Regions from separate parts of the Homo sapiens genome. Here region 1 is linked to region 2. Evidence: chromatin loops called from intact Hi-C (ENCODE). Cell type or tissue: psoas muscle. All regions are shown on one strand. Links, peaks and the distances in the headings refer to the core of each region. The heading gives the core; the rest is flanking DNA. Region 1 has its middle 13 kb from the start of TESHL. Region 2 overlaps IGFBP5 (insulin like growth factor binding protein 5).

Region 1 (15,868 bases), core at 4,124-12,123, 200 kb before region 2:
GCAGGGAAGAGTCTGCTCCAGTTCCCTGTGGGACTCACATTCAAGAAGGAGGAGATAGTCAATCAGCAATAGATAAACAAAAAAATACTAAGTCTTCATGATTGCAGTAGGACTGTGTGAAATGAAGAGGTACTGCAGGCTGTACTTTTAGGAAACGCCTGTCACCATAGTTAATATTTAAGCTAAAATATGAATAATAGGAAAAAAGCGGGGGCATAATACAAAAATCTGGGGGAAGATCCCAAATATTTCTTGACTAAAAACTACATAAAACAGGGACTGAGCCCTGTTTAACATTACAGTCACTGGAGTTACTACCACAGTGTGTTAGCGCTGGGTACTCAAAAAGGAGCAGGTATTTACGGTCTTTAAAATATATATAATCACCTCCAGGACCTACCTAACCTCTTGACACTTTGCAAGCCTCCCTAAACCAGTACCGTAATCACTACAAAGCTGTGCTTAGAGGCTTTGAGCCAGCAGATCCAGCCCTTACCCCCATATCTGGGCACAAAGACTTTTTTCTTAGGCTAGAAATTTTCTAACCTTGACTCCTTCTAACATTTTTCATCTCCCATTTATCTTTTACTGGGTTCAAGGCTTTGCCCAGTTTCCTGGTGGGTCCTGCTTTGGCACCTTAGGAGTAACTGCAGAAAAACCCCTCCCTTCACTTCCGAACCACAGTAAATGTTTGAGCTAGAAAAAACGGGAACCACCTTCCCCCTCTCTCCCTACTCCCCAAAAGACTCCTTGTAGCGGACTTAGAGCACAGATTCCCTCAGTCTTCTCTTCTAGGACATCACATCCTCCACCATAGGAAGTTATTTCTCATGACCAGTTCCTCCAGCTACAACTTTATTCCATGTATGGAGCTGGTTCTTGCTGCTAAAACCAGTGGCTGACTCTTCACAGACTCAACACAGCTGAGGAAAAAATTGGTGAACTTGAAGATGGGTCAATAGAAATTAAACAAACTGAAGCGCAAAGGCAAAAAAGGGTAGAAAACACAACAAAGTGAAACAAAAACAGAATACAGCATCCAAGAGCTATGGGATGATAAAAAGCTAATGGCTGGACATGCCGTCATCACATAAACTGGAAGGGTCCTAGGGTTATTAGTTCAACCTGTCCCCACCTAACCCCTAGTTATACAGCATTAACTTCAAAGTCACCCTGAAAGTCAGCTCCCAACCTTAATTTCTCAGTCATCTTCCTTGGCTAGCAAATTCTAATATTCTAATATAGAGTGGTCTTAGCAGTGATGAAAATGACGTTCTCATGGCATAGTTTGGGGGGTCATTAAAATAGGATTGCCAGATAAAATACAGAACATCCAGTTCAATTTGAATTTCATATTTTTAATCTAAAGCATGTCTTACGCAATATTTGGGACATACTTATACTAAAAAAGTATTCACTGATTACCTGAAATTCAAATTGAACTGGGCATCCATATTTTCATTTGCTAAATCTGCTAACTCTATATTAAAAGTCACCATGCAATCCACTCAAAAGTCTCTCCTTTTTGACCATCCACATTACCTATTCCTAATAAAACAATGGATTGGTTTATCAGGTCTACCAGGCATTAACCTAAGCCATGGGCACTTCGTGAAGCATGGGGCATAACATGGAGGAGTGGCAGGAGGAAACCTGCCACAGAGGAGAAAAACTCTGAGTCCAGAATCAGAACATCCTGTTCTAGAACGAGCTCTGCCTCTTACAAATTGGGCACCTCACTGAACTTCTGTGTCTCACCTTCCTAGCGCATAAAATGACAATTACAGTCCCACTTAGTCCCCTCTCCCAAGCTCTCAGGTGATCCTCAGCACAGCTCTCCAAGGAAACATAATTTGAAAACCATATAGGAAGACATGCCCATCTGGCAATGGTATTATTGTTCCTTATGGGAAGAAATGAGAAAAAGACTGAGCCGCCAGGTAGAGGGTGCTGGGCAAGGGAAGGAAAGTCCTCAGATGGCCTTTGCCCATCTATCTTGCCCCTCACTGCCATTAGCAACACCTGCTGTCATCAGACCTGCCCACTTCCACCCTGACAAATTGCATTTCAAACCATTATCGGTCAATAGCGTTTATTTTTGGACATTGCCATCATGAGTACCCCAGGCACCACCAGGCTCTGTGATGTCAGCGTGGCTGAGCTTGGCCTGGTCAATTCTCAAAGGAGAAACTGCCAAGGGGATCGTGGGAGGGCACAGTGATATGAGACCCTGTCCTCTGAGCCAACTCCAATGACAGCCGGGGAAGTAAGTCTCCGTCAGGGACACCATTCGCCTGCTGGCTTCTGGCCTCTCTCTGGCAATGATCAGCACCCAGCAAACTGGCTTAGGCATGAGTAATAAGACAGGTTTATTTCACATGGCTCCTGGCGAGGGAGCAGTGGCCTGGATTCCATACATCAATAAGAGCACAGACAGCAAGCTGGCACTGGCCTGGAATTAGTACTCCCAACCTGGTTCTCCAGGGCTGCTCTGCCATCTCTTGAGACTCCAGACTCTGAATCCAAGGCTCAACTGCCCCATTTTAGATGCCTCATGAGCCTAAATGACCTGCCTGCAAGGCCAGATCCACCCCTCCCCTGCTGTCTCTCCCTTGCCAACATCCACAGCAGTCCCCACGTTCAGGAGAAAGAAGCGTTAGGTATTTCCCATGAATCTGAAAAAGAAAATTTGCATGAGCAGCAGGAAGCTCCCCTGGGTTCAGAGGCTCTTTAGTTATAAGAGGGAATGTGTTGTAGTCACAGCTAGAGATACTTGAACTAGACAAAAGGATTTTGTACACTGCCACTGCAGCATGAGAACACAGATTGGAGGTAGTGGGACATGTTACCAAAGCGCGTTATAGACAACCCTACTCTCACGTTTTCTGATCCAGAAACAGGGGACTGTGGCAGACCCAGAAAGAAAACTCCAGAGATGGAAAACTATGATCCTTTGCACTATGAAATAAGCTAGAGCACAACTGAATGTCTGCTTGGAACACACGACATCCACAGAAACATCTTTAAACACAGAAGGTCTTCTCCAAGCTCATCTCTGGTGATAGGACAACAGTGGGCCTCAAGCTTCTCCAGCCAGTAGCAGGTGAGTTGCACCCAGGCCTGTCAATTTCATGCACACTTGACCCAGTGGCTCATGCTGCCCTCCAAACCTCCCTTAACTGCCATGTTGACCCTGGGCACTACAGGTCTAGGAATGTGCACAAGAATTAGACAGCTGCACGCTCTTACACACATGTAGCCCATCAATGTCTCAAAAGTCCAGTCAAGGGGAGGCTAAGAGGGGCTCCTGGGGAAAGTGTAGAAGGTCCCACCGGGAAACTGCCTCTTGGGCTCCTTTCTGAGCAGGAGCACCTATCTGGCCTGAGGCCTGTCCCTCCTGGCTCTCTCTGAAATGGCTTCTCTCTGTCCCTCCAGACCAGATCTGGTTTCAACAAACTTGGAACTCTCCAAGCCCTTTCCTGCTGTGAACTGATTTATTTGGATCCATCTGTCAGAGCGTGACTGAAGAGTGTCCGGCCAGCTAGCAGCCCAGCTGCAGCAGATGTTGTCTCAGAATGCCCTGCGAGGTGAGGCTCATATGGATTTTACCTGCCCGTTCCACTTGTTCTCCTTTTGCCCTCCTGGGAAAGAGTTGGAAAGGGGTTGAGAACATCTGCATGACCCATGAGAACCAGGAAAGTTAACAGGGCATCTTGGGGGCCACAGAGCACTAAGGAGGCAGGCGTGCTGGTGCAGCAAATGGCGGTGACCCTGGCTCTAGCCTATGATTGTACATATAAAATAAATGTTGCTGATACAAGGGCATGTACAATTTATTAATAATAAAATAAGCAACACTCTATTGTAAGTTCCGTATGACCAATGGATTCTCACAGAACGCTTTTGTGAATTTTTGCCAAACTCTTGTGTCTATAGTGAGTTTATCATTGCAGTTCAACTATGATTTGACAAACGGCTGTGTTTGGCAACAGCTTGTGAAACTTTAGACAATTTAAAAATTGGGACCCAGTAGAAGCTGGGTCCCGTATCCCACTGAGGCAGTACCTTGAGTGGACCCACAAGGGTAGGGGCTGTGCTTGTCTATCTGTGTCTGCAGCACTCATCACAGAACAACACAGTCAGCCAGTCACAGTTCAGCATTCAAGCTGTTCCCTGAATTGGACCTGCTCGCCTTAAATCACCCAAAGAAGAAAGCCAAGCAAGCAGGATCTGATAAAGTAAGAGTAGGTGTCCACAGGGAGCAGGGCCAGGGACTGATGGTGGCAGGTGGTGGGTAGCCAGTAAGACTCCATAGACTGGTTCAGAGTTTGGAGAGAAGCAGCAGGCATGGAATGGGGAGAGCAGGAGCCAGGGAGGGCATTCCTGGTGAGAGGGATGGCACGAGGAAAGGCACGGGACAAACGGCTGCCTTTCCCAGCACGCAGATCACTTAGATACCGTCACTAAACCAATGTTTATCGTCCACTGTGTGCAAAGCACTGTTCTAAATTAAGCAAAGTCCCTGCTCTCGTGGAGATTAAATTCTACCAGGAAAGAGACCCAACATACAGCAAACAAGAACCCTCCATGGTGGAGAATGCTACGAGACAACAGCTTTTATTTCAATATAAGGAAGAACTTGATGTGGAGCCTAATCGCCAGGAATGTTAAACAGGTGCTTCTCAAAGAAAAGTCAAGTACGGCTAAGCAAAGAAAACCAGGTACCTTTCAAACACGGCTTCTCAGGGTCCTGGTGCTCATGGCCGTCAGGAGTCACCAGCAGGAGCTGATGGGCTGTAGTGCTTGTCAAACTTGCTTCACGGATGGAAGAAAACAAAAACATGAGTTGGGCTCCCAGGTGGAGAGCCAGAAAGTCTGACATCCTGGGCAGCCAGTGTAGGGATGTTAGAGCAAGTAGTCAGGCAGATACAAGCAGGGCTGGAGAGGGGTCCCTCCGACCAGCAATGTCCAGTGACCATCAGGTGATTGTCAGGCAGTTGCTACACTGTCTCTCTAAGATAATAACTGGTCACAGCTGGTGCCAAGAAAAGGCAGTCTCCCCATAGATAGAAAACACCTGAAGCTGGTGATCAGCAGCAGCTTCCTCATAAGATCTCAGGAGTTAGGCGAGTGGGCCCACGCATGAGCTCTCAGAGGCAAAATGGCCAACTTTAACTGATCTATGACCCTCCTCTAGGAACACTCGCCTGGTAAGGGAAAAATGCCTCAAATGAGCAAGTACACAACTTCAGTAAACTCACTGCACATACGACCCCTCTTAGGTGCTGGCAGGCCACTGTGCATCCTAATATGTCCGGAATTGGTGGGTTCTTAGTCTCACTGACTTCGAGAATGAAGCCAAGGACCCTCACGGTGAGTGTTACAATTCTTAAAAGGCAGCGTGTCTGGACTTTCTTCCTTCTGGTGGGTTTAGTGGCCTTGTTGGCTTCAGGAGTGAAACTACAGATCTTCGCAGTGAGTGTTACAGCTCTTAATGCCGCGCGTCTGGAGTTGTTCGTTCCTCCCAATTGGTCTTGATGGCTTCAGGAGTGAAGCTGCAGACTTTCACGGTGAGTTCTTACAGCTCATAAGGGAAGTATGGACCCAAACAGCCAGCAACAATGAGTTATTACAAAGAAAGAAAGAACAAACCCTCCACAGTGTGGAAGAGAACCCGAGCAGGTTACCACTGCTGGCTTGGCAGCCTGCTTTTATGCTCTTATCTGGCCCCACCCACATCCTGCTGATTGGTCCATTTTACAGAGAGCCGATTGGTCTGTTTTACAGAGAGGTGATTGGTCCGTTTTGACAGGGTGCTGATTGGTGCGTTTACAATCCCTGAGCTAGGCACAGAAGTTCTCCACTTCCCCACTAGATTAGCTTGATACAGAGTGCTGATTGGTGTATTTACAAACCTTGAGCTAGACAGAGAGTGCTGATTGGTGCATTTACAAACCTTCAGCTAGCTACAGAGTGCCAATTGGTGTATTCACAATCCCTTAGCTAGACATAAAGATTCTCCAAGTCCCCACCATACTCAGGAACCCAGCTGGCTTCACCCAGTGGATACCACACTGGGGCTGCAGGTGGAGCTGCCTGCTAGTCCTGCACCATGTACCCGCACTCCTCAGCCCTTGGGCTGTCAATGGGACTGGGCACCCTGGAGCAGGGAGCAGCGGCCCTAGGGGAGGCTCAGGCGCGCAGGAGCCCACGGTGGGGGCGGGGGCGTGGGCGGGGTCGGGGAGGCTTAGGCATGGCCTGCTGTAGGTCCGGATCCCTGCCCGGCAGGGAGGTAGCTAAGGCCCGGCGAGAAATTGAGCACAACAGCTGCTGGCCCACGTGCTAAGCTCCTCACTGCCCAGGGCCCGCGGGGCCAGCCGGCAGCTCCGAGTGCGGGCCCCCCAAGCCCACGCCCACCCGGAACTCGCACTGGCCCGCAAGTACCACACGCAGCCCCGGTTCCCGCCTGCGCCTCTCCCTCCACACCTCCCAGCAAGCTGAGGGAGCCGGCTCCGGCCTTGGCCAGTCCAGAAAGGGGCTCCCACAGTGCAGCCGCAGGCTGAAGGGCTCCTCAAGCACGGCCAGAGTGGGCGCCAAGGCCGAGGAGGTGCCAAGGGCTGCGACAGCTGCCAGTAGGCTGTCACCTCTCACTAACAGCCCACCCCAAGGGAAGAATCAGGGGAGAAGAAGTGCAAACTCTGGAACCTTCCAAGGTATAAAACCCCAAGTCAAGGACAGAACAGGGCACTTGGACCTCTAAAGTTGCTTGTTGGCCCTCTAACAAGTGTACTTTACTTCTTTTCATTCCTGCTCTAAAACTTTTTAATAAACTTTCACTCCTGCTCTAAAACTTGCCTCAGTCTCTCCCTCTGCCTTATGCCCCTCAGTCGAGTTATTTCCTCTGGAAAGGCAAGAATCGAGTTGCTCCAAACTGGTATGATTTCGCCACTGCTCACAAGAATATTACTTCAACGTCTGGGTTCCTGAGACCTGAATAGGGGAAATCAGAGGAGGGGGAAGGCTGATCCAGAAATGTAGCTACTCCTGTCAGCCCAGCTGCTGCTTCTCTGCATTGGCCACAACCCCCAAGTCCCAAAGAGAAATTAATCCCCCAGTGGCACTTGCATGGGGTAAGAGCTCCTGCCTGGGTTTCTCTTGTCACAGGGGCCAAGCCCAGTGCTGTGGAGCAATAGCCCAGGCTCCGCAAACAAGCAGGCCCTGGACAACTTGTTTCTGGCCAGGCTCCTGAGAGAGCGGTTGGAGCCTCCAGAGAGCTCACAATGAGACACAGCTCCTGGACTCCAGATGACCTAAGAACTGGCAGATTAATTAGCCTTCTCCAGGGACTTCTAAACTGTCCCACTGGGCCACCAGGGATCCTCCAAGGTGCCTTGGGAGGTACTGAGAGAGGTGTCAAGCAGCTGAGGGATAGGGCTTCAGCAACTGCTGGCCTCAGCCACAGAAGGCCCCTCTGCTCTCTACTGAGGCTCTGCCCAGAAAGGTTCATCTGATCCATAAGAAGAAAAACATATTTGCCACACACAGAGGGCTCCAGCCTTTGCCTCTGGCCCCTCCAGACGTACAACCATCTCCTAAACTACTCTTCCCTAATAATAGTCCTCTGGCTTCTCCATGAACTTGGCAGTTGCCAGATACTCTTCACACACTCAGGTCTGCCTGCCTCCCAGTTCTGGAGAAGGGAGGCAGATGAAGGAGAAAACTGAGACCCAGCAAGGAAAAGGAACCACAGCTGGTAGCAGAGCAGGGGTGGCCCAGAACAAGCACTGTGTTAGTGGCTACGCAATCTGAACGTCCCCTCTGACAGCCCCTGCCATCCCTTGCTCCCAGCCCACAATTCCACCTCACCTCAGAGCTGCTGCCCAAGAGCTCATGAAAACCCCTCTGTGCTTTTTGGCCCTGTGGCTTAGTTCCACACACAGCACACTTTACCAGTTTTTGAGCCAGCCCTGAATGACAGTCATTTTCCCCAGGATTAAAAATCCCTTTAACCCATCCTTCATGCCACACAGGCTGAGCCTGGGAAAAACATCCGGGAGGCACGTCTGGTCCACCAGCCGACCTCCCTCGCAGATGGGCCTTCATGGGCATGAGCCCTGGTTCCTGCCACACCACCAGGAATGTGGCTTTGGGTCCCAGCCCCAGCCAAGAAGCTTACTCCACTGAGTAATTCTAATGCCTGGAGAAAGTCAGCAAACGTCTCTGAGCCCGTTTCTGCTTCTTTGTAATGTGGGGAAAACGCACCCTATTAACTCACTTAACCATCCATTATAACAAGCAAGGCAGTAGCCAAAAGCCAGTCAGAATCCTTAGTGAAGGCAGATCATCTGCAGCAATTCCAAGTGTCTGTTCTCTTGCAAGATTGTTGAGAGGTGCAAATGCATATTGTTAAGTTTGGGGGCAGGCTCAATTCCTCTTTCTTTCCTTCAGCAGCCGCCCAGAAGACAGCCTGATCTTGACAGAGGCTTTGACCATGGTGATTTTTACAGAAGCCCTAGATAGTCACCCCTTATCTGTCTTGGGAATAAAGTTGCTGAGGGTTGATTAGCAAAGGAGGGAAAGTGCAACCGAGGCCTGGCATTTCCTAGACGAGAGATGGCGGTGGCGACAGGGCCTATGGGGTGGGGAAGGGGGTCAGCCGTGTGAGTGGCTCCATTCCTGTTAGTGGCACCACCAGCAGACCTCCCTGGAGCCAGCCAGTCCAGCCAGACTGATTAGGCCAATTCACTGTTTATCTGGGACAAGCAGATAAGGCTGTGGCCCAAGAGGGGTGGCTATGGGATGTGCCCAGCTGGAAGGAGACCCAAGAACACTGTAGCTGATGGAGAGGGAAGGGAAGAACAGAAAGAGTTCACTCAGGAGCCTCCTTTGTGGGTTTCAAATGGTCTCCAGTCAAGACGGCACTGAGCCTCCTGACATGCCCCACCTGAGTACCCGAGGCTGGCAGTTCTCCAACTCTAGAGAGCATCAGAATCACCTGGGGGTGATTCTAAAACACAGGTGGCGGGCCCCCACCCCAGGTCCTGCTTTAGCAGGTCAGGAAGGGACTAAGAATTTGTATGTCTAACAAATTTCCTGGTGATGTTGATGCCACTGGTTCGAGCACCACACTTTGAGAACTGCTGCCGTAGGCCCTTGATGAAACCTACCTGTCCAGCCCCTCCCCAGCCTCATCCTTAGGCTATTCCTCAAATCCATCTCCTTCATTACTCCAGAGAACCTAATTCCAAGAAATCCCCTAATGAGGAGTGATGGCCACCTCTCTCCCCACAGTCTAGGGGGGTATAGGCACTGAGGTATGGGACCTCCTGGGCTCCACTTTCCTCATTTTAGGGTGGACTAAGTGATATCTCTTTTTCTTTTTTTCTTTTTATTTTTATTTTGAGATGGAGTCTCACTCTGTCGCCCAGGTTGGAGTTCAGTGGTACGATCTCAACTCACTACAATCTCCACCTCCCAGGTTCAAGCAATTCTGCTTCAGCCTCTCGAGTAGCTGGGATTACAGGTGTGCGCCACCACACTCGGCTGACTTTTTGCATTTTTAGTAGAGATAGGGTTTCACCATGTTGGCCAGGCTGGTCTCAAACTTCTGGCCTCAAATGATCCACCCACCTCAGCCTCCCAAAGTGCTGGGATTACAGGCGTGAGCCGCCACACCCGCCCTAAGCAATTTTTCAGCTAGCCCGTTTTCTCAGTGAAGTTCCCTGAATCCATGGAAGGGAAAAGAACACCAGGCTTTACCTGGGAACCTAGCTGGTGCCAGCTCTGTTCTTCCCATTCATCTGGACACTGGATTACACAGATGACTTCATTTTGAACATCCACTTACATCTAAACCCCTAAATACATGTCTGAAGACTTTTTTAGTTGTCAACTTTCCCTCATTTTCCTCCTGTCTGCTTTCTTCTCTTTGCCTCTTCCCCAGACTTAAGATTTAAGCAGAATTTTATTTCTGTAGATGTTTGATCCATTTTTTTAATACCTCAGCTGGCCACCTTTCGCCTGGGACACTCTGGTGTCCTCCCAGAATAGAATCTTGTCCACAACCATCTCCCCGACAGGTTTCTAGATGCTGCCCTGGCCAGAATCAGTCACCCAGGCTGCACCGGAAGCCACCTGTTGCCTGATCCCAGCCTTGGCCTAAATCATAGTGGGGAGCCCTGGCTAGAGGCTCAGTGCCTGCCCTCTGAATTGCTAGCAAGATCTCTGGCACCCACACCAAGGCTTTGTAAAACTCCACAAATTTTTCTGAGAAAGAAGTGTCCCTGCAAGCAGAAGGCCTACACCGCATCACTATTTCTGCTGTCAAATGACAGCCTCAGGGTCCCACAAGTGAGAGATGGGCAGACCCCTGCCTGGGCTAGAATTCTCGGGGTCTTGGGTCTCCACACAGAAGTTGCTCAGTCAGAACCCCCCTCTGTCCTCCAGGTGTCCTGCCAGACACATGTGCTTTCTCCCACTTGACCGTCACCAATAAATCTTGGAGCTGGCCAAAGGCAGGTTCTCCTAACATTGCAGGTGAGAAAAGCTGAGATCCCCAGAGGAAAAATAACATGCCCAGCGTTGCACAGATAAATTCTTGGTGGAGCGGGAAAAGGTCCAGGGTCCCCCAGACTTGAAGGGCTCACTTTGCTTTGCCACAATTTGGCCCTGGGTGCTGTTGCCTGACTCAGATCTGACTGCATGTGCCAGGGCCAGCCTGCCCTGGCCGGTCCCTACTCTGTAACCGGACACAGCCATGAAGGACACCAAGGAGGGGGCGAGGGAGCAGAAAAGATATACAAAGGGATTTGAGCGGATTTGGTTACAAAGTTGCACCAGCCATTTCCTGGAATCTAATGGGAGCCAGTTCTGAGAACTTGAAGGGGTGGGGAAGCAGAAGGGGGAGGGAAAAAAAGGCAGATGACTGGCTTGTGGGGTGTGCAGTGGGGAGGGGAAATGGGCCCTGCTCTTGTGGCCAGCAGCCAGGCAGGCCAGGCTCCTGGAGGCAGGAAGGGGCCTGAGACCTATCTTTCCCCAGCCCTCAAATGATTTCTGCAGCCTAGGGAAAGCCCCCAGGCCTTCCAATAAATCTCCTTCCAAGCCTTCTTCCCAAAGCCCACTCTGGGCCTGGACAGCCTGGGGGGTTGATGTGCTTCTCCAGGGCTGGTAAGGACAAAAGGGAGCAAAGGTTCCTGGTCCACCCCGGATGTCTTTGCCCCGGGAGGCAGGGAACCAAGGCCCTCTGGTGCTGGCCTTGTCTTCCAGGCCTCCTGCCCCTTTCCTCTTGCCTCCTGAACCCTCTCTTCTCTTCCTGCTGTCCCTCTGCTTCTGCCTTCACGTTCTTCTTTCTGTAGAACTTCTCCACCTCCACCTTCCTCTACCCCTTTGGTAGTTACACATTCCGTAATGCCCAGTTGAGGACAGATGCAGAATCTCATCCTGAACCCTTGTCCACGCTGAGCAAGTGGGGTTTGGAGATAAGAGTCACAGTGGGGACTTCACTTCTCCCAAGTGATTCAGCAGCCTCCTGCACACCTGCTTTCACTCTCTAAGCCTCATTCCTTCCAGGAGGGCCATGCCTGCTAGGTCCAATCACCAACAGGGGGAAACCAGCAAACCTCCTATTTTTCCAATCAGTCCCCCCATCATCACACACTTTATTTGCCCTCTTCCCTTCCTTTCCCCTTTACCCACAGGACCAAAGGAAAGATGGGGATCGCTCACCTGTTCCTACCTCTATGATAGCTGCCTACATTGGCGTGCAAAACACCAAATCATAAGGCAAGACAAGGAAGCTTCACCCACTAAACCACAGGCTCCTTGAGGGAAGAACCTGTGCCTTTTGATGTTGTGCAACAAAGCCACTGTGACTTTGTGGCTGAATATATTTACTACTTTTATTTGGAGCTGCACCAATTTTCTTGGCTTTTAAGGCCAATGTATTACTTCTATTATTTAAAAGTTGAGAGAGCCATATTGTTAATACTGAGGCATGAATTAGCAGCTCTTGCATACGTGGATACTCTGAAACCAACATATTTTCAATTGGGACCATCCTGGAAAATCTATTATGTAAAGGAGATGATGCATACTATCCCCAGCTGGGTCTGGGAGAGATATGGAGTAGGCATTCAGACAAGGTGTGTCCAATTGCTTAGTTGTTTCACTAAAGAAATCAAGACAGCATGGGTGGAAAGCCAAAGGGGATGGAAAGCCAAATGTCATGACCAGCACTCTGCAGATCACCCATCAACACTCCTCCTACTGTCTGACATCCTATTATCAACTGCAGATTTCGCTAAAATTTAAACCAAGTCAGATGTCTCTTCTCGGAAAAGCCCACAGACAGGGTGCCATCTCAGGATCATCTAAAGCTAGTGCGGGAAAGGCGAGTCCCTTTCTTTAGCAAACAAATCTTTTTGTCTCAACCCTGACTTATTCCTGGGGCCTTCTGGGTGGTGTACACAGTGACTGAATCATATATATAGTATGATTTTTGAGGGCAATATCATGGTAAGATGCCCACACAGAAGCAAAGCCAAGTTCCTTGGCCTTGTGTATGAGGCTCCCTAAAGTGATCTGTGCCCCTGGAATTGCCTTGACCATGCTTGTGACTAGTTTTCCAGCCTGAAAAGCCCTATCTTTCCAGCATAACCTCCTCTGAGCAACTTTCTGATTTTCCTTAATTTTATTGACATTTCCCTTCCTGGAACTCCCAAAGCACCATGCCTGAATCACCCATCTGGCCCTTGCAGCCTGTCGGTTGGTAAGTTGGCTTTTTATATGTTCACATAGCTGAAACCACCATCTCTGTGCAGATCCCCCAGGAGGTTCTTTGCACACTCCTCCAGTTTTGTTGCACTTTCTCTTCCCAAGCGACCCCTATGGGTGACTCTTCTTTGGAGGGCTAACTTTGGCCTGCTAGAGCCACTTCACTTGCATATAAGCAGAAAAACTGATATGCCCAGGAACCTATGACCTCATGGGGTAACCCCTGGCTCCCTTGTTCCAGGGCATATATCAGTCAGGATCTAGTCTTAGGCAACAAACCACACCAGTTATTTTAACAGAGAGAATTTAATATAAAGAATTATTAACAGTATTAGGAACAGAAAAGGCTAAAGGGGATATTATTAAGGTATTGAAGAGGTAGCAATTATAAGGGAGCTATTATAAGGTAGCAATTATAAGGGAGCATTAGAATTATAAAACTTAAAAGCTTGAAGGCAGACACTCACAGAGCTGACCTGCAGCCCTTAGAAAAGGAGCTGCTTCTCTGCTGGTGCTGAAGGGGAGGGCTCACCATGCTGGGACCCAAACCCCTGAACCAGATGATGGCCGATGGTGTTTCCGGGGGAGAACAATGGACCTAGTTCTACAAGTGTTGACAAAATTGCAAACTGGTATCCCTGGCTGTTACTGGAAGGAACTGCCACTGCCAAGGTGAGGAAGCATTGCTAAGTGATACTGATAGGAGTGGAAAGCATAATGAGGAACAGAAAGCAAACAGAAAGGAACACCGGCCAGGCCAAACTAGAGGCTGCCTTACAGAGATGGGATTAAGTTTATTCACCTACGGAAACACTAGAACCATATTACCGCCATGTATATGAATTTCAGGGACAGCTTGAAATTAACAGAGGGCAAAGCCAAAATTGAAAGAGATCTATTTTGATTCAACTTGCTCATACTCTGATGCCCATACTCAGGAATGGAACTGTTCTCTTTCCTATATGGGTTAGTTTATTCTGGGAAACAGTAAAGAAGATACCTACTTAAGTCACTTAACCAACTAGGACCTTGAAAATGGAAACCACGCACCATCCCAAATAGAAAGGATCTCAGGGACTGGCTATTACAACCTTCCCCTCTCCTCTCACCCACTATCAGACATTAACAGATGAGGAAACGAAATCACAGAGGGACCAAGTGATCAAAGAGTGGCCAGGACTAGCCCTGGAACTGGAGCCATTCTTTTGTTCAACACGTATTTATTGATCATCTATTGTTCTGGCCACGGGTCTAGGTTCTTGGAAAATATCAGTGAATAAAACTCCCAGGAGATTGGGAAACCTGAAATGTAAGCCATACTGCGGCAAAGAGGTTTTGTCTGTGTCTCTTCTTCCTAAGGTGCTCCCTCTTTATTACTTTAGGAGGGCTTCATTTTTCACTTATTTTATCTGCAGACCTCATCATGAAACAAAACACTTTCAGCGAGTTGTTGTGCTTAAAAGGAGAAGCCTGGGGAGGCAACGGAACACAGTGCAATGGACACTGCATTTTTCCCCCATGCTCCACTGGCCCCCATAGTTCTGGAAACCCTAAGACCATACCAATTTCAAACATCCTGCTCTTGTGACTGGTACGAACTAAGAACCTTGTTTCTGGATGGTTGGGTATATATGTCCATATTCATATTCTTCTTGGAAAGAGACTGGTGCCAGGACTGAGTAGCACAACAGCCCCACCTGGTGCTCTGGAGGAATGGCCTGTCTTGGACACTGGTGGTGATCAACTGGTTTGGAAATTAGTTCACCTAACTCTTCCATGAAAACAACAAACTTTTATTTTATCTTTTTGCTTTAAGTTCTGAGATGCATGTGCAGAACGTGCAGGTTTATTACATGGGTATACATGTGCATAGTGGTTTGCTGCACCTATCAACCTGTCATCTAGGTTTCAAGCCCCACATGACTTAGGTATTTGTCCTAATGATCTCCCTCCCCTTGCTCCCCACCCTACAACTGGCCCCAGTGTGTGATGTGTTCGCATTGGAAAACAACAAACTTTTAAGAGATCTTATGGGAAACCTCAGAGATAATGGAGGAGCCAGGGTTTACTTGGGGGGTTGAAAGTTCTTACGTTCTATTTTTCACGTTTCCAATGATACCAGGCCCATTTATTGTTGATAATAGATATGAAGGTGCGTTGAGCCTATAAAATAAAACAAGCAAAGAGACCAAAAAGGAAGACAGATAAGGCATTGGAAAATATAGATGTGGCTGCATTTCACCCTTCACCTGAGCTCGAATCAAGAAGCATGGCTTGTGCTCACTAATCCAGGGGATGAATAGAAATTATGTTTATTCTGGTCTTTGTTTTTCCCTCTTTCTCTTGATCTCCATTTTTTAATCTTTTCCTGTGATTTTCTAGTTTAACTCCTGGGAAACAAAAGGGACAAAGGGAAACTGGGCTCCAATTCTGTCAATCAACTGTCAGAACTTCTACAAGGTGCTTGGTCATGTAAATTAAAATTCCAAGAGTTCTAATATGTATCTGGGTTATCATTTCCCACATAATCTTAGAAATTTGAACATGGAACACCTGGTAACCCATTTAGTACATGGATACACAGAAAATAAGGGTGTAATGATGGGATGGTAAATTCAGAAGCTTTGAAAACTCTATTAAATATCTCAAATTGGAATTATCTTTGAAGAATCTATTTTATGTGTTTTGTATATGCTTATTTCAGCTGATACTATAAAGAAGTACTTTTAGAATCCAGGGAAGACAAGGAATCCAGAATGAATGTCCTTCATACATTTTCTATTCACATAGAATAGTGCTCTAACCTACCCCAAATAAATAGAGGCCTCCACTGTGCTAAAAGTCCTCTAAGCAATAAGAGTTTACAATCTCTCTTAGTCACCCATGCCAGGTCATTGCCAAAGTTCACCTTTAATGCTCTCTCGCACTACTGATGGGACTACAGGTCAATGAAACCTCTCTGAAAAGCAATTTAGAAAAAACCTAACCCCTTTGACCCTATAAATCCACTTTTATAAGCTGTATCCTAAGAAAATATAAAAAACACAAACAATACTGAATAAAAATGTAAATTTTCATATACGTTTTAATAAAAATA
Region 2 (8,000 bases), core at 1-8,000:
TACATTTTTTCAAACAGTGAACAGCCAATCCCTCATGCTTCCACCAGCCTTGTGTTGTAGGGAGGGGCTGGTGGCTGCAAGTTGGCTAGGGACCTAGGGTTGGCAAGGGAGGAGGGGGACTGCAGAACATTCTAGACTGGGCCTCAGTATTTTCATCCATACCCAGGCACAAGTCAGTGCCGTCAGGCCAGCACTGACCAGGACTTTCTGCAATGATGGAAGCGTTGCAGGTCTGCAATGTCCATATGTGGCCACGAAGTCCTTGAAATATGGCTAGAGTGACTGAGGAGCTGAATTTTTCATTTTATTTAATATTTATTTAAATAGCCACATTGGCTAGTGGCTACCATATTAAATATATACTTTTTTTTTTTTTTTTGTCACACTATTGCCCAGGGGGGAATGTAGTGGCACGATCTTGGCTCACTGCAACCTCCGCCTCCCAGGTTCAAGTGATTCTCCTGCCTCAGCTTCCCGAGCAGCTGGGATTACAGGCACACACCACCATGCCTGGCTGATTTTTTATTTTTAGTAGAGACAGGGTTTTACCATGTTGGCCAGGCTGGTCTCGAACTCCTGACCTTGTGATCCAACCTCCTTGGCCTCCCAAAGTGCTGGGATTACAGGCGTGAGCCACCATGCCTGGCCTAAGTAGTACATTAATATATAGTAGCCTTAGGCCAAAGAGAAGCCCAGTGAATCCAGGAGCACCCCTGCTGTTTCTCACACCCATGACGCTCATCTGTCTGCTTCCCTGTGCCCTGCGGCAGGGTTATCTTGCTCCAGGGCAGGAGCATGGATGAGATAACCTCCCAAGGCATGCACTGGGCTCTAAGCCCCAGCTTATATTACAGAAATACTTCCAGACCTACTTCTCTTTGCCTCTTGGGCAGATTTACACATCTCTCCATTTAAAGGTTATTTATTGAATACTATATGCTGGTGAGACAAAGAGAAATGACAAAGCTCTGCCCGTAAGAAGTTGGCTGTTTAAATTCCACAGGGGGGACTAGAATGAAACCCAGAACAAATTCAGCTCCCTTTTTCATTCTTTGTAGAGAGATTCTAGGCGTCCTCATCTTATCTTCTGTCTAGAAAAGGAGATGGGAGAATCTCCCCAGGTCTGGGTGGCCTGGCAAAGCCCGACACTCTTCCTGGACTGTGAATTTCAAGGATGCCTCTGTTTCTTCGATTTTTGTAAGCTAAGGCACAATATCTGGGTCACCTAGTTTTCTCTTACAATTGATTATTAGGTCAAGTGAGATAGAGTGATAAACTAACACCAGCCCAGGAACAGGCTGTTAATAGCACCGGGGTGTGGCTAAGAGGTCCGGGGGCGGGGGGTTTAGATTTTAGGCAGGCAGGTCTCCTGGATCCATCCATTGCTGTGACCAGCAAGCAAGGTGGAGTCAGAACCCTTCAGACTCTACTGGAAGAGAACAGCCGTGGCAAAAGGGCAGGTTTGGAGAAAGTGGTTGAGCTTGGGCAGGGTACATGCGTTGTGCAATTGTGCAGCATGGAGTATTTCTCACCCTAAGATGCCTCTGGGTCTGTAGCAGCTGGGCTTGCATCATGACACTCTCTGTGTTTGCCAGGACATAGAGGATGGTGCAATCCTCAAACACGTGTTCATGTTACCATGGGGAGAGGCTGATGTACTGTGTGTGCCTCTGTGGATGCTGCTGCACTGGGGTGTATGGGGAACTCCTTATGAATGAAAGAGGACTGAGTTGGCCACCCAAATGTGGCAGGGGCCAGAGGCATTGGAGAGCCAGTGGGAAGGACTGGAGGTATTATATAGAAGCCAGAGATTTAGATCCCACCCCAAAGGTAAATACTGTATCCAGATAATATTATCATCATCCCCTCCCTTAGTCATTGAATAGGGTTATGAAGGTAAGGTCTGGCCTCCATAGATCCCAGCAGGAGAAATGGATGCTGAGCATTCCACATTTCCCATCCTCTGCAAAAACCTCTCAGAACAGCATCTCATGGGCGGGGAAGTCTGGAATATGTCTCTCTTCCTTCCTGGATCATTTTCCAGTTGGAGGTTACAGAAACAGCAGAATGCCATGCACAAACAAGCCCTGTTCCCCTCTCCCTCACCTGCCTTCACTCTCCCACACATGGGTTCTCTCCGGGCCTCGCTTGTTTGTCTCCCTGACTCTTTAAATATATCCTGCAGACACACAAACAGAAGGAAGGGATTTATTTGAATGATTATTGCAGAAGTAGGAGAGGGAGGCACCCAAATTCCAGATTTATTTTTTCTTTGAGACAGGGTCTCACTCTGTCCCCCAGGCTAGAGTGCAGTGGAGCTATCAAAGTGGAGCAATCATGGCTCACCTCAGCCTCAGCCTCAACCTCCAATCTCCAACCTCCTACCTCCAACCTCCCACCTTCCGGGCTCAAGCAATCCTCCGGTCTCAGCCTCCTGAGTTTCTCAGACTAGAGGCGCACGCCTCTATGCCCAGCTAATTTTTGTGTTTTTTTTGTAGAGACGGGGTTTCACTATGTTGTCCAGGCTGGTCTCGAACTCCTGGGCTCAGGCAATCCACTCACCTTGGCCTCCCAAAGTGCTGGGATTAGAGATATGAGCCACCGCTCTCAATTCCAAATTCCAGATTTTAAAAACACTTCCAGGCCGGGCTTGGTGGCTCACGCCTGTAATCCCAGCTCTTTGGGAGGCCAAGGCGGGCGGATCACGAGGTCAGGAGATCGAGACCATCCTGGCTAACACGGTGAAACCCCATCTCTACTAAAAATACAAAAAATTAGCCGGGCATGGTGGCGGGCGCCTGTAGTCCCAGCTACTCGGGAGGATGAGGCAGGAGAATGGCGTAAACCCAGGAGGCGGAGCTTACAGTGAGCCGAGATCGCGCCACTGCACTCCAGCCTGGGCGACAGAAGGAGACTCTGTCTCAAAAAAAAAAAACAAAAAACGCTTCCAGTCCCTAGAAGTGTGCCCATGCTGTGTGGGTGTCAGTCTCCCACGCCCTCTGCTGGCCACATGGAGATATTGACCTGTTTGTCAAACAGGTTCCAGAGCAGACTGTTGAGTTCTTTTGCTGTTCACGTGCAGAACAATCTTCACCAGGAAGTCCTCCCGGGTATCCTGCCTAGATCCCTTCTGCAACCTCAGTTCATTTTCTCTTGATGAAATAGCTCCAGAGTAGCCAGTCTACTTGTTCCTTCTTGTTTTATCTAAAACGCAAAGCCTTCCACAATTGAAAGCCTATTTATGACTCAGCCACAGAGCAGCTGAGTCGGGCTGGCTGCTTCTGGCACTCAGCTCCAGTCTTACTTTCCAGCCCTTTAATCTCCATGGCTCTGCCCTGGCTCCCCTCCAAGTTTCCGCTGTCTCTCTGGAGCCTACAGGTGACCACAAGACCCTGATTAGTATCTTCGACACTGGACTCTGCTGCTGCCTAAGGAATAGGTCCCATGGGGTTAAGTGGCACCAGAAACCAGGAGGCACATCAAAATGTTAAGCCTGCTCTTCAGAAGCAGCCAAAAAGCTTGCAAAGCTGGGGAAGGTGTGCCCTCAGGAGACTTGCCTTGGGGAGGCTGGGAAAAGGAGAGAGTTTGCAAAAGCATTTTGAGTTCCTTAAATGAAGAGAGATACAAGAATCTACATTTTGTATGCCAGTATCATGGTTGCTTGGCCCCGGGGCAGTACTTGAACACTTTCAAAGAAAAGAGTAAGAGAGGTCAAAATAAATTTACCCCAAGGTTTATCAAACCGTTGTCAACAGCCCCATCCCCCTCCCAGAAAGGGTGACTCAAGGTTAAGGACAGCCCACAGCACTTCTTAGAAAAAGTCCCAAAAGGTGAAAGGTCTTGAGAAGAGCTGTTGAGGGAAGGCTGTGGGCCACCATGCTTCTGTGTCCCCCAAGGCCAAAGAGAGAATAAGCTAAAATGACAGCTGGAAAAGGGCACCCTCTGACCAAATGGACAGAGCCTCCCCCAACAGGTAGCCAGAGGAGGATGGAATGGCACCCCCATTTCAGATGTCCTTAAGAACTAGAGAGATAGATGCTTATTTCTGCTTGGACACAGGGGGATGGACTAAATGGCCTACGGAAAGGATTCCAGGAACTGCTACACCAGCCACAGGAGAGAAGCCAGCTTCCCAGGCTGTCTCCCCTTGAAGAGGTGACAATGTGTTGGCTCTCCAGGCCAGGCTGGGGCAGCCCACTGAAGGAGACGCATAGACGCATGCGCTGGTCAGCAGCCAGCCCACTCCCCCACCTGCCCTCACTTTATCCAGTTACAATCTTGATTGAGGAAGGGGTCCAGGCTTCTCCAATCTGAACCCCCTCCAGGCTTTCAGTAGCCACCATATCCTGTCTGCCCCTCCCCCTACAGTAGTCAACTACTTTTTGAGGATTAAAATGCGTGGTGATGCTGAGGTTGAGTGGCACGGCTCCAGTCCCTCCATAAGACGTGCCCAAAAGCCCTTCTGTGCAATGGTTAGCACTCCCTCTCCCTACTCCCTCTTCTCCAAGATCTGAGCCTTGGCGTGAGGCCTGTGTTACTAGATAACGGAGCCCCAGCCTTTCAATTTGTACAAAGTCCCCAAACCAGCCATGCTTCTCCCTTCCTCCTGCCAATCTCACTTGCGCTACAACCAAGAAAAGTCAATTTACCCCAGAACATGACCCTTTTAACTAATCCCTAGAATCCTGCATTCCACCTACCAGAGATGTCACCCTATTGATGAGTCGTCACAGCAGGGTCTGATAGAGCAGAATCGAGGTACTGGGACATCAAGACATGACTGGGAAGAGGGGGTGAGAGTCCAGAAGGGGTACCAGGATTCTCAGGTTGAATTTTATTTAGGGAGAGCCCACCCACCACCTTGCTATTTGCTTTCCCCAAGTCATCATCTTCCTCTCCAGTAATTACGTCCCTTCCTTTCCTGTGAATAAATACCCAAAGCAACTCACCACCAGGAACGCTGCGAACCTTTGGAGGCTTCTTTAGGGCAGGGACCTTCTCTGCCAAGGCCTTAAAGACCAGATACCTATTTCATTAGACTTGACAAATCCTGAGCCAAGAGAGAAACAGATGCTTGGGTGCTTCCTGCCACCTGCCATCCTGCCCAGGTTAGGCCAGGTGTCCAAATGCCTTTCCTAACTCACACCTGGAACTTGCCCAGGGCTGCAAGCTCAGAAGTCAGGTTCTATACCTGCCCAGAGGCATAAAACAGCGTCTTCTCAAAAAAGCTTCTCTTTCCTTGCACCCCACCCCCACTTCCTGGAATTCTACCCACTTCTTCTGTTCCCCATCCCAGATGTCTGGCGGTCACTGTTCCTGGACATCCCAGTGATCATGGAGTAGATGGAGAACAGAATTTTCTTTCACCTCATTTCAGTTATTTAAGGTCACTCAAAGCTCTATTTTCTCTTTCCAGTATTTGAAAAAAGAGGGAGGCAATGAAGACAGGGCCCCCCACCTCCACTCACCCCTGCATCTGGTCCCACTGTGAGGCATCCTGGCCACACGCTGCCCGCCTGGAAACAACAATCTAAAGTTCCCCCATTCTGGTTCCTCTGAGGCTGGGGGAGGTCAAGGATCTGAGAGGAGAAGGGGACCCAGGGATGGATGCCTATGAGATCAGAATTTAGGGGAAAACTGCGCACCAAGAAAAGGCCGGACGGGTGGAATTAAGGATCAACAAATACATCAACAAAGTCTGACTTCTCTAAAGGTCAAAAGCCAGCTAAGTATAGACTGTCAGCAAGCCACTCCTATATATAACTGTCCCGGTCTCAGCCAGCTGTCGGCCTCTCTCAGTCCAGAGCTGAGTAACGTCCCAGCCTCCCAGGCCCCCGAGCACCGCGCCAGTTCTGAGCCAGAGCAGGAGCAAGGCCTCCGACTTCCACTTGGCCCCACGCCGGTCCCCTCCGGGCCTACATTTCTGGCTCTCCCCTCCCCTCCTCCTGCCGCTTATGAAGGTCCTCACCACCCTGCTGCTCCAGACCCCAGGACCCCCTCCTCCTAGGTTCCCCAGGTCCAAAGAGACCTCAACATCCAGCAGCTCTGAAAGTGCAAAGATCTCACTAACAGGACAGCCTTTGCCCTTCTCGTCCACGCCCTGACTGTGTCATCTGCCTCCATGGGCCCAGATTCCCGGGTTCCTACTTCTCAGCCCCACCTCCAGCCATGTCCCATCTACTTGGCCATCCCCCAGCAAGCAAACCGCTCGCTGCCACCTTCATCCTTGCAGAGGCCATTTTCCTTGCCCTTCCTCCTTACTGCCCCCAGAAGGCCTGCTCCGTCCTCACCCATCAGTCTGTCAGTCTCTCGATTCTCCTCCTCTGTGAAGCCTCCCTGCCTGCACTCTCTGCTTGACTCCAAGCATGCCAGAAACTTCCTGCCACTTAAATGAGCATTCCCTCTGCTTCCTGGTTCTTATCCCCCTGCTTTCAGGGTGTGCTCCAGGAGGGCAGAGACACATCTGCTTCAGCCTTTATTACTCCCCTCACCCCAAACTGCCCAGCCCTGGGCTCTGGCCGTGTGCACCTTGGCCCACGGGGGCTGACCCTCCGGCTCCTTCTCCTGCAGAGAGAGACTCCCGTGAGCACGAGGAGCCCACCACCTCTGAGATGGCCGAGGAGACCTACTCCCCCAAGATCTTCCGGCCCAAACACACCCGCATCTCCGAGCTGAAGGCTGAAGCAGTGAAGAAGGACCGCAGAAAGAAGCTGACCCAGTCCAAGTTTGTCGGGGGAGCCGAGAACACTGCCCACCCCCGGATCATCTCTGCACCTGAGATGAGACAGGAGTCTGAGCAGGTGCATCTCGGGGATTCCCTCATTCCCTCCCAGCTTTTGACCTTTTCCTGCATCTAAATGGACATTCATGGCGGCAGGAGGTGCTAGACTAGACCCAGCAGAGGACCTACAGCCCACCATGTGGCTCAGCTTAGGACGTGGGAGTAGAGTTTCCAGAGCATACACTTGTCAGGGCCAAGGGCTTGTGCAAGTAAGTGGGAATAGAGGCGGTGCTCATTTGAGGAGAGTGTGTGCCAGCCCAGCGGCCACGTACCAGGTACCTGGGCCCTGCAGCTGTGTCCAGTCCAAGGCAGAGACTGAATATTCTCCTAGAGCATCTAGAAATGGGCACCTCTGGACATTGTTACTCAGCAGAAGAGAAAAGCTGCAGGGGAGGGGGTGGACTGGAACACAAAAGAGAAAGTATGACTCCGTACCTGGCCAAAGGCAGGCTTTGTATGATCCCAGCGCACGTGACAGGTGACAGGGAGGAAAGATCTTTGGTAGCAGATGATTAGAACCAAAGGTGGTGACTTTCCTCCAGAGACCCTTCAGCCCCCACCCCCTGGGCCATTCGTCAGCGCAGCTGGGTGGTTTTCCCTTGGTCTCGCCACGCCTCTCACCCTCCTGTCCACACAGGGCCCCTGCCGCAGACACATGGAGGCTTCCCTGCAGGAGCTCAAAGCCAGCCCACGCATGGTGCCCCGTGCTGTGTACCTGCCCAATTGTGACCGCAAAGGATTCTACAAGAGAAAGCAGGTACGTCCCCTGCCCTGAGCTCCAGGCTCAGACTGCTCCAAAAATGGCACCTGCCAGGAAACTCCACCTTGGGCAAGTGCCTAAGGTTTCCACCGTTAACCACTTAGTGTTTCCTGGGCCTCAGATACCCATTCATATACCACGATCATGACTTTCCACATTCCCTACTATGCTGTAATCCATTTCCTCATTCTCTCCTATGCGGTAATCCACTATGCTTTCCACAGGTCGCCTTAGCTACATGAATTCCTTGCAAAAGGTAACTCTGTAACACTATCGCACAGCACGTATCATTGGTGCACCGCACACTCAGGAATTTAAACCATATTTTCTCTGTGAACCACCTGAAATCAGTTCATGTCCCTTCACAGCCAGGCTCTCCTTTGGGCAATGGTTCTTAGATTTCCAAGGGCATCCTATCCCTGGAGGGCATGGCTGATGGCTGGGCCCCACCCCTGCAGT

Evidence for each region. Hi-C counts contacts between places; a loop is a spot of excess contacts. Peaks named below come from ENCODE experiments on the same cell type or tissue, not always from the same donor. Only the 100,000 strongest peaks of a DNase experiment are listed, where the experiment ranks them.
Region 1: a loop joins it to region 2, with 4 times the contacts of the local background. A loop is called at or near these places in 8 of 110 quality-filtered maps.

The regions. Positions count from the first base shown.
Region 1 is chr2:216,875,859-216,891,726 of GRCh38, reverse strand. No RefSeq gene overlaps it. Among named protein-coding and RNA genes, the nearest start is that of TESHL, 13 kb to the right of the region's middle. RefSeq lists an enhancer at 2,462-2,989. In psoas muscle, for the core only: no CTCF peak of the experiment used is centred there; DNase peaks (open chromatin) are centred at 4,346, 7,196, 10,116, 10,726 and 2 weaker places; H3K4me3 peaks cover 1,187 bases; H3K27ac peaks cover 7,819 bases.
Region 2 is chr2:216,677,650-216,685,649 of GRCh38, reverse strand. IGFBP5 (insulin like growth factor binding protein 5) reads left to right here. Exons shown (of 4, transcript NM_000599.4): 2 at 6,571-6,800; 3 at 7,419-7,538. LOC124900515 (a long non-coding RNA gene) reads left to right here. Exons shown (of 2, transcript XR_007088080.1): 2 at 1-4,411. Among named protein-coding and RNA genes, the nearest start is that of IGFBP-AS1, 13 kb to the left of the region's middle. In psoas muscle, for the core only: a CTCF peak has its summit at 3,012 (motif pointing left); DNase peaks (open chromatin) are centred at 1,539, 2,989, 3,329 and 5,829; H3K27ac peaks cover 8,000 bases.